Regions from separate parts of the Homo sapiens genome. Here region 2 is linked to region 1. Evidence: read pairs that join two places in POLR2A ChIA-PET (ENCODE). Cell type or tissue: K562. All regions are shown on one strand. Links, peaks and the distances in the headings refer to the core of each region. The heading gives the core; the rest is flanking DNA. Region 1 overlaps BTG2 (BTG anti-proliferation factor 2). Region 2 holds the start of LOC102723529 (a long non-coding RNA gene).

What was found. ChIA-PET counts read pairs that join two places held together with the same protein. Peaks named below come from ENCODE experiments on the same cell type or tissue, not always from the same donor. Only the 100,000 strongest peaks of a DNase experiment are listed, where the experiment ranks them.
Region 2: POLR2A ChIA-PET joins it to region 1 with 5 read pairs; 8 of 35 experiments call an interaction of 5 or more read pairs at or near these places.

What each region holds. Positions count from the first base shown.
Region 1 is chr1:203,309,197-203,314,574 of GRCh38, reverse strand. BTG2 (BTG anti-proliferation factor 2) reads right to left here. Exons shown (of 2, transcript NM_006763.3): 2 at 4,973-5,378. Among named protein-coding and RNA genes, the nearest start is that of BTG2, 6.4 kb to the right of the region's middle. RefSeq lists a cis regulatory region at 2,295-2,890. In K562, for the core only: no CTCF peak of the experiment used is centred there; a DNase peak (open chromatin) is centred at 2,574.
Region 2 is chr1:203,372,180-203,377,557 of GRCh38, reverse strand. It overlaps LOC102723529 (a long non-coding RNA gene), which reads right to left and starts at 4,575. Exons shown (of 7, transcript XR_922438.3): 1 at 4,446-4,575; 2 at 2,829-2,980; 3 at 2,145-2,348. In K562, for the core only: no CTCF peak of the experiment used is centred there; no DNase peak of the experiment used is centred there; H3K27me3 peaks cover 584 bases.

The DNA.
Region 1 (5,378 bases), core at 221-5,220:
TATGTGCCACATTTTCTTAATCCAGTCTATCATTGATGCACATTTGGGTTGGTTCCAAGTCTTTGCTATTGTGAACAGTGCCGCAATAAACATACATGTGCATGTGTCTTTATAGTAGCATGATTTATAATCCTTTGGGTATATACCCAGTAGTGGGATTGCTGGGTCAAATGGTAATTCTAGTTCTAGATCCTTGAGGAATCGCCACACTGTCTTCCACAATGGTTGAACTAATTTACACTCCCACCAACAGTGCAAAAGCATTCCTATTTCTCCACATCCTCTCCAGCATCTGTTGTTTCCTGACTTTATGATTGCCATTCTAACTGGCATGAGATGGTATCTCATTGTGGTTTTGATTTCCATTTCTCTGATGACCAGTGATAATGAGCATTTTTTTATGTGTCTGTTGGCTGCATAAATGTCTTCTTTTGAGACGTGTCTGTTCATATCCTTTGCCCACTTTTTGATGGGGTTTTTTCTTGTAAATTTGTTTGAGTTCTTTGTAGATTCTGGATATTAGCCCTTTGTCACATGAGTAGATTGCAAAAATTTTCTCCCATTCTGTAGGTTGCCTGTTCACTCTGATGGTAGTTTCTTTCGCTGTGCAGAAGCTCTTTAGTTTAATTAGATCCCATTTGTCTATTTTGGTTTTTGTTGCCATTGCTTTTTGTGTTTTGGTCATGAAGTCCTTGCCCATGTGAGGCAGGAGAATCTCTTGAACCGAGGTGGCAGAGGTTGCAGTGACCAGAGATCATGCCACTGCACTCCAGCCTGAGCAACAAGAACGAAACTCTGTTTCAAAAAAAAAAAAAAGAAAAGAAAAGAAAAAGAAAGAAAGAACAAGTATTCTCTTTTTATCGAGTACTTACCTGTGCCAGGACAATTATAAGTAGATTATGGCTCTCATTTAATCTTCGTAACAACATTTTTAAGTTGGTTATATTCTTCATTCCATTTTACAAAGGGGGAAATTGAGGCTTGGCTAAAGTCACTAGCCACCAGGTTGCACAGTGGATAGGTGGGTGGTAGAGCTGAGATTAAACCTCCCTAGGGAGCCTAACACCAGAGCCTGAGCTCCTAACCTCTTTGTAGTACTGCTTCACAGTGTTTGCAAACTGAAACCTTAACAGGCAGGAGTCTGACCCAAGCAAAAGATTATTAATTACTGTACTTCTCAGCCCAAATTACCTTACCTTTCAGTTCAACTAATTGAAAATAATGATAATAATGGTGCTAATTTGCCCCCCCAGTGATTGGCAGTATAATGGGGATGGATGATTTAGAATCAAAAGCTGAAAAAGGCTGGGCAAGAACCGTAATCCCAGCAGTTTGGGAGGCTAAGACAGGAGGATTACTTGACGCCAGGAGTTTGAGACCAGCCCAGGCAACATAGCAAGACCCCATCTCTAAAAAAAATAACAAAAAATTAGCCAGGAGAGGTGGCTCACACCTGTAGTCCCAGCTACTTGGGAAGCTGAGGCAGGGGGATCACCTGAGCCTCGGAGATGAAGGCCGCAGTGAGCTGTGATCATACCACTATACTACAGCCTGAGCAACAGAGTGCAACCTTGTCTCAATAAATAAATAAATAAATAAATAGCCAAAGAAAAGAACGTAGGTCATTTAATCCAAAACTCTAATTTTTTTTTTTTTTTTTTTTTTTAAACGGCGTCTCACTCTGTTGCCCGGGCTGGAGTGAGTGCAGTGGCGCAATCTTGGCTTACTGCAACCTTGGCCTCCCGGGTTCAAGTGATTCTCCTGCCTCAAGTAGCTGGGATTACATGCACCCGCCACTATGCCCAGCTAATTTTTTGTATTTTTAGTAGAGACGGGGTTTCACCATGTTGGCCGGGCTGGTCTCGAACTCCTGACCTCGTGATTCGCCCACCTCAGCCTCCCAAAATGCTGAGATTACAGGCATGAGCCACCATTCCCAGTTTTTTTTTTTTGTTTTTTAAGACGGAGTCTTGCTTTGTCGCCCAGGCTACAGTGCAGTGGCTCAATCTCGGCTACTACAACCTCTGCCTCCCGGGTTCAAGTGATTCTGTTGCCTCAGCCTCCCAAGTAGCTGGGACTACAGGCACGCACCACTACACCTGACTAATTTTTGTATTTTTAGTAGAGACAGGGTTTCACCATGTTGGCCAGGCTGGTCTTGAGCTCTTGGCCTCAAGTGATCCATCTGCCTCGGCCTCCCAAAGTGCTGGGATTACAGGCATGAGCCACTGCACCCAGCCAACTCCCTAATTTTTAAGACAGAAAAGCTGAGGAGCTTGTCCAGACTCACATGGCTAGTTAAGAAGTACCAGGACCACAACCCATACATTCTTCCTCCCAGTCCAGAACTCTTTCTGTTGCACCAATCTTTGTTGGGCCAGGGATGCTGTGTTGGCCTGGAAGCCAGGACACCTGAGTCCTCACCTTCCTTACCAAAGGCTCCTTACAGGAGTCAGGCCTACAGAAGTGGGTTTCTTCCTCCTGGGACTTGTTTGTTGCAGCACCAAGGACTCCTCCACCCAGAACTCCTTATCAGGATCCAGGATGGGCTCTTAATCTGCAGCATGCAGAGCCTTGTCTACACTCTCTGGGGAGGTGCATTATCATTCAAAAACAGCTGACTGACCACAGGTCTCCCAGGCTGGCACTGCTTACCAAGTGGAGAAGATGGAAGCAGAACAGACCAACCAATGCCTAGTCCCTGAACACATGAAAGCCACCAACTGCAACTCTTCAAGCAATTTCAGGCCAGAGCCCCTGTAACCCCAGGTAGCCAATGGGTATGCTCCAGTTCTACTGAAATTGGTTCATATCAAAAAAGAAAACACATTGCTTGACCACAGAACCCTCTCATGTAAATTGAGGGACTACTAGTTTACCAACAGCCGAGAGTGGCCCTGAGGTGAATCTGCCATGCTGTGGCTTCCCTGACTTGAAGACACACGTGGGTGAAGGGTCCCCTCAGTCTCCAGACAACCTTCCCCGAATTTCAGGCTTTCCACTAAACAAGGAAATATCCTTCATGAGCTAGGCCTTTTAGGAATCAGGAAGATAGATGCTGACTTTGTACCATACACTCAAAAGAGGGTGGGCAAAAATTCCTCAACCCTAACTAACCCTGTCCTTACATCCAAAAAAGTAGGTCTTTTTAAACAAGTGTCTAGGACATTTATTTCAGAAGCTACAAATAAAAATGGGACTACTCCTTTCAGTAACAACCCCTTGATACAATGAGTCTTAACCAAATTCTATTTATGATACAGATGACCTGGCCTTCCCTAACCCCATCCCTGGCTCCCCTACCCTCCTCACTCAACACAGGCATAGCACACACAGCCTCCCTGGGCTACTTCCAACATAGCACATCTAGGGAAAACTGTATGTTTGTTGATAAAGGTCATGGAGGTAAGAAATGAAGTTGGGGGAGTTGTCACTGTATATGAAGCAACATGTGTAAAGTTTAGTTTAAATACAGGTCACCGCCAGCTGCGGTGGCTCACACCTGTAATCCCAGCACTTTGGGAGGCCGAGGAGGGTGGATCACCTCAGGTCAGGAGTTCGAGACCATCCTGGCTAACATGGTGAAACCCCGTCTCTACTAAAAGTACAAAAATTAGCCAGGCATGGTGGCAGGCATCTGTAATCCCAGCTACTCCAGAGGCTGAGGCAGGAGAATCACTTGAACCCGGAAGGCGGAGGTTGCAGTGAGCCAAGATCGTACTACTGCACTCCAGCCTGGACGACAAGAGCGAGTGAGACTACGTCTCAAAAAAGAAAAGAAAAGAAATAAATAAATAAACAAATAAATACAGCTCACCTACAGCCAAGAAAAAACTAGACCAGGCTGGGAATGTACTTGCCCTCAGTGGGAAACTCTGGGCTTGTGTCAAAAATCTCATGGAAAGAACTCAAAAGTCAGGGAAGATAAAAACTGTTATTTCCTTGCATGTAACCAAAGGGAGTTACAAATTGGTAACAAACTTTTGGCTCTCACTCCAGTGTTTGCTGTCAGAAGTAGCTGCTCTCTAGCTAACCTGTAGCATTGGCATTCAGCTCCAGTGCATAGATCCTGAGGCCTAGCTGCTCTTGTCTAACAAGACAAGTATGGTGGATAGCAAATGACAGCCCCAGAGATGACAAGAGCACCTTTTCTGGGAATTGCCAACAATCCTGCCTTAGCCTGGGAAGGAGTTCATTACCCGCTGCTTACCAAACCCTGGTCTGTGAGACAGGCTGTGTCTCAAGGATTTTTAATAAGTTCAGTGCCTAGCACTTACTGACAATACATGCTTGCTAAATGAATAACTGACTGAATGAATGAATGAATGAAATGAACGACTATCAAAAACAAGATGCATAAGATGGAGATCTGGCTAGACTAGGGAATGTTCAGACTAGAACCCTGTTACTTCTAGCATCTTCACAGGGAAATTAGAATCCTCATTAAAGGTGGAAGTAGGTTGGGCGCGGTGGCTCACGCCTGTAATCCCAGCACTTTCGGAGGCAGAGGCAGGGGGATCACTTGAACTTAGGAGTTTGAGACCAGCCTGGACAACATGGCAAAACCCCGTCCCTACAAAAAATACAAAAATCAGCTGGGCCTGATGGCACATGCCTGCAATCTCAGCTACTCAAGAGGCAGAGGTGGGAGAATTATTTGAGCCCAGGAGGCAGAGGTTGCAATGAGCTGAGATTGCACCACTGCACTCCAGCCTGAGTGACAAAACTGTCTCAAAACAAACAAACAAACAAACAAAACGGAGGGAAGTAAGGAGCTACTTTCCAGGAAAGAGGGGATGCTTGGAAATGGCCCAGCCATACAACCAGATTTTTCTTTTATACCACCCACATGCTATAGATTGTCTGAGTGCAAGTGAGGAGAAATACTATTAAACACAAAGAAAGGATTTGGATCTGAAAGGGAAACACAAATGTACAACGTGAGGATTTTAACTTCTCTACACCACACAAGTTTATCCTACTACATTTTTATTAAAGTAACAAAAAGGTGTACATTTGTCCATAAGCTGTACATTCTTCCATATAAAAACACTATCATACAATTAGTAACCTTTGTCTTTTCTGTCAGAATAGCTTACAAACATACTACTACTATTTATTTTTACTTAATAGGAGAGACAGGCCTGCTCAACAGTCCAGCTCAGGGGTTTTGTTGTTTTTAAAGTGAACATCATAAAGAAGAGAAGAGAGACAAGATTAAGCATGAGACCATGAGGCTGCTTCTAAAAAGGCAGGGACCTGTTTGCAGACAAGATGCAAGAACACAGCCTGCAGTGATTCACAGCTTTGTTTCAACCCACAAACCAGAAAATTAGCTCTTGGGTCTGTGGGCCCAAAGTGAACTTTAAAGCAATAAA
Region 2 (5,378 bases), core at 220-5,219, 63 kb before region 1:
AAAAGAGAAATCACCTGCAAAATAATGGCATAGATTTATTGTATAATCCCCAAGAGTAATAACGGAAGCTCGAAGGAAGTGGAACCATATTGAGAGAAAGAAAAAACAAACCTCTCAACCTGAAATTGTGTACCTAGAAAAATCTGTTCTTCCTAAAGGAGGGTGAAATAAAGATATATTCATAACTCCAGGATTCCAGAACTCATGCTTTTTCCTCTACATTATACTGTTGCTACCAGTTCTCAGATAGTTTTAGATCTGAAGTTTTATAGTCAGTCATACTTCATTTTATTGTACTTTCCTTTATTGCACTTTGCAGACATGACTTTTTAAAAAACTTGAAGGTCGGTGACGACCCTGTGTCAAACAAATCTATTGGTGCCATCTTTCCAACAGCATGTGGCCACTTCCTGTCTCTGTGTCACATCTTGGTAATTCTCATATTATTTCGAACATTTTTATTATTATTATGCCTGTTATGGTGACCTGTGATCAGTGATCTCTGATGCTACTACTGTAATTGTTTTGTAGTATCATGAACCGCACCCACGTAAGATGGCAAACTCAATGGATAAATGTGTGTGTTCTGACTGCTCCCACCAGCTTTCCCCCATCTCTCTTCTTCTCCTTGGGCCTCCCTATTCCCTAAGACACACAACATTGAAATTAAGCCAATTAATAAACTTAGGATAGCCTCTAAGTGTTCAAGTGAAAGAGTCATGTCTCTCACTTTACATGAAAAGCTAGAAACTGTTAAGCTTAGTGAGGAAGGTATGTCCAAAGCTGAGATAGGCTGAATGCTAGGCCTCTTGTGCCAAACAGCCAAGTTTTGAATGCAAAGGAAAAGCTCTTGAAGAAAATTAAAAGTGCTATTCCAGTGAACACATGAATGATAAGAAAGAAAACAGCCTTACTCCTGATAGAAAGTTTTAGTGGTCTGGATAGATCAAACCAGCCACAATACTCCCTTGAGCCAAATCGTAATTCAGAGCAAGGCCCTAACTCTCTTCAATCCCATAGAAGAGGCTGAGAGAGGTCAGGAAGCTGCAGAAGCTAGCAGATGTTGGTTCATTAGGTTTAAGGAAAGAAGTCATCTCCATAACATAAAAGTACAAGGTGCAGCAACAAATGCTGATGTAGACACTACAGCAAGTTATCTAGAAGATCTAGCTAAGGTAACTTATGAAGGTGACTACACTAAACAACAGCTTTTCAATGTAGATAAAACAGGCTTCTTTAAAGAAGAAAATGCCATCTAAGACTTTCATAGCTAGAGAGGAGAAGTCAATGCCTGGCTTCAAAGTTTCAGAGGATAGGCTGACTCTCATGTTAGGGGCTAATGCAGCTGGTGGCTTTAAGTTGTAGCCAATGCTCATTTACCATTTTGAAAACTCTAAGGAATTATGCGGCTAGGAGCAGTGGCTCATGCCTGTAATCCCAGCTCTTTGAGAAGCTGAGATGGGAGAATCACTTGAGCCCAGGTGTTCAAGACCAGCCTGGGCAACAGAGCCAGACCCCATCTCTACAAAATTAAAAAAAAAAAAAATTAGCCAGGTGTGATGGTGTGTACCTGTAGCTGCAGCTATTTTGGAGGCTAAAGCAGGAAGATTTCTTGGGACCAAGGGTTCAAGGCCGTAGGGAACTATGATTTTGCCACTGCACTCCAGCCTGGGCAGCAGAGTGAGACCCTATATACTCTGCCTATGCTCTATAAATAGGGCAACAAAGCCTGGATGACAGCGCATCTGTTTCCAATATGGTTTATGAACTATTTTAAGTCCACTATCGAGCCATACTGTTCAGAAAAAAAGATTCCTTTCAAAATATTACTGCTCGTTGACAATAATCCTGGCCACCCAAGAGTTCTGATGGAGACGCACAAGGAGATGAATGTTTTCATGCCTGCTAACACAACATCCATTCTGAAGCCCATGGATTAAGGAATAATTTCAACTTTCAAGTCTTATGATGTAAGAAATACATTTTGTAAGGCTATAGCTGCCATAGATAATGATTCCTCTGATGAATCTGGGCAAAGTAAGTTGAAAACCTTCTGGAAGGGATTCACCATTCTAGATGCCATTAAGAACAATCAAGGTCAAAATATCAACATTAATAGGAATTTGGAAGAAGTTTATTCTCACCTTCATGGATTACTTTGAGGGGTTCAAGACTTCAGTTGAGGAAGTCATTGCAGATGTCGTGGAAATAGCAAGAGAACTAAAGAGAACTAAAAATAGGGCCTGAAGATGGAACTGAACTGCTGAAATCTCATGATGAGGAGTTGTAGCTTCTGGATGAGCAAAGAAAGTGGCTTCTTAAGATAAAATCTACTCCTGGTGAAGATGCTGTGAACATTGTTGAAGTGACAACAAAAGATTTAGAATATTACATAAACATAGTTGATAAAGCAGTAGTAGAGCTGAAGATTGACTCCAATTTTGAAACAAGTTCCACTCTGGGTAAAATGCTATCAAACAGCATCACATGCTACAGAGAAATCTTTCATGAAAGGAAGAGTCAATCAATGTGGCAAACTTCATTGTCATCTTATTTTAAGAAATTGCCACAGCCACTTCAGTCTTCAGTGACCACCACCCTGATCAGTCAGCAGCCATCAACATGAGTCAAGACCCTCCACTTGCAAAAAGGTTATGACTTGCTGAAGCCTCAGATGTTCATTAGCATTTTTATCAATAAAGCATTTTTAAATTAAGGTATGTACAATGTTTTTTAGACATAATGCTATTGCACACTTAATAGACCCTAGTATAGTATAGACATAATTTTTATATGCACTAGGGAACCAAAAAATTCATGTGACTCACTTGATTGAGATATTCACTGTTGCAGTGGTCTGGAACGGAACCTGCAATATCTCCGAAGTATGCTTATATTACAATAATTACCTTCCAGGAAATTCTTCTTGCTTCCTCTGTTTCCTCCTGCCTCCAATATTCCTTTTAAGGTCAGAGCATTTCTAGGGGGAAAAAATGCCATTTTCATTGGCTTGTATTTAAGGGAGCTCCAGGGTCTAATTCTTTGGAAGTTGTCCTTCATAAAAGGTTCTGAGGAATCAAAACAGCACTGCAGACTGTCACTGTACCCAGTGACAGTCTACAGACAAGAGGGGTGGCGGGCGCAAGCACGGAGCATACCGTGAAGGCCCTGGAACCCTTTCTAGAAATCTTCTGTGCTCCCTTAGAGACCACAGCTTGGTAAACCCTGCACCTTTAAATATCATTTTATTAGAGTGAACAGAGCCTGCAGGCACAGCATTAATCAACTAAGTGTTCCCTTCAGGCCTGGGAGCTGGCGTAGTTTTGCCTTCCCTTTGTCCCAAGGTCAGAAATTACTTTGCACTTCACTTGGCTCAATTTCCCTTTGGATTACCACTAAGATAGCTTTTAACTAAAGGTTTTCTCTCCCTTGAAATGCACCAGACTCTCAGCTAAGACTGCTGGCCTCAGATCACAAATTCCTCCTCCTTTCCCTCCCCTGAGAACTAACTCTGAAGGGTGATTGATTTACTTAACCTTTGTTGGTACAAATATGAAAGGCAGCTGCCTCTCTTCAGCTAACATTTGAACCAGTTTATGTTATTTCTCTCTGTGAGCTGGCATTTCTTAAAGGTCTTCTCTGACCTTACTCCAAAAAAGTGGTAAAGCCCTCCTTACCACTGGCAGAAAATGGGAGGAAATACAGAAGGGAAAAGGGGGCCAAAGTGGAGAGGTGGTGAAGAGGAAGGAGAGTGGTCAGCAGCGTTGGCATTCAGGAGACCGGAGGTGCCAGTAGAAGAGCTGCAGAGTCCCTCCTAGAGTCTGTGCCTCAGCCTCCCCAGGGGTCCCCTTTCCTTCTTCCCTTTCTCCTCCCCACTCTGGGATGGCCTATGCCTCCACTCTGCCCCCAGTCCTCTTCTTTTTCCTGGACCCCAGGACAAGAGAGGACTTTCCCCCTGGGGTCTAAGACTGCCATATTGTTCCCCCTCCAACCTTAATCAAGGTCTCTCAGCCATGGGCCTCTGCAAGTCCTACCCTTCCACCTTGCGTTAGTTAAGATAACACTAACTGCTATAATAAACCTAAAACTCTCTATGGATCAAATATGACAGTAATCTAGTTTTTGGCCAGGCATGGTGGTTCACGCCTGTAATCCCAGCACTTTGGGAGGCTGAGGTGGGAGGATCTCTCGAGCCCAGGAATTTGAAACCAGCCTAGGCAACATAGTGAGTCGAAAGAAGGAAGGGAGGAAGGAAGGAAGGAAGGAAGGAAGGAAGGAAGGAAGGAAGGAAGGAAGGAAGGAAGGAAGGGAGAAAGGAAGGAAGGAGAAAGGAAGGAAGAAAGGAAGGAAAAGAAAGAGAGAGAGAAAGGAAGGAAGGAAGGAGAGAAAAGAAAGAAGGAAGGAAGGAAGGAGGGAAGGAAGGAAAGAAGGTATTTTTTGCTCACATAAAGTCCAAAATGGGTCTTCCTGACTGGCAGGCAGCTCTCCTCTGAACAGTGATCTGTATCTGGGTTCCTTCTATTCTATGGTTCCACCCTCTTCATCCACTGGCTCCCAAAGTGGGAGAGGAAAATCGCAAAGGACTGTGTGGGGTAGACTTACGCACCAGGCCTGGAAGAGGCCCGTGGCTTCTCCTCACATTCCATTGGCTGGAGCCCAGTCAAATGGCCACAAGGGAGGCTGGGAAATGTAGGGTAGCTGTGTTCCCAGGAAGAAGAGGAGCCAGTCTCTGCTCACCCCTGCCTCTTTCTTACTTTCCTATTTTGCCTGTGGTGAAGATATCTTCACCAGATATCTGTTAGGGCTGGTTTTTTAATATGTGGTGAAGCTCAGCTGCTTCGCTTATTTTTCCAGACGGGGATGCCCACTAAGTGTTACCTTCACATCAATCCCCAAACATGGTGGTGGCTCCCTCAGGCACTCCATTGAGAAGCATTTGCAGCCTCTCTGGGTCTTGAGTGCCAGGATTGACTGATGCAGAGTGGGTGTGGCGGCAAGGGTACCATTTTTTGGCCATCTTGCTCAAACAGCATTTTGGGGGTTTATTTCCCCAGCGGCTGTGTGATCCCAATGGTTGGGGCCATCATCCCAGAGGCCCATCACTTTTTTTTTTTTTTTTTTTGAGACAGAGTCTTCATTTTGTCACCCAGGCTGGAGTGCAATGGCGTGATCTTGGCTCACCACAACCTCCACCTCCCAGGTTCAAGCGATTCTTCTGCCTCAGCCTCCCGAGTAGCTGGGATTACAGGCACCAGCCACCACACCTGGCTAATTTTTGTATTTTTAGTAGAGATGGGGTTTCACCATGTTGGCCAGGCTGGTCTCGAACTCCTGACCTCAGGTGATCCACCTACCTTGGCCTCCCAAAGCCCAGCCGG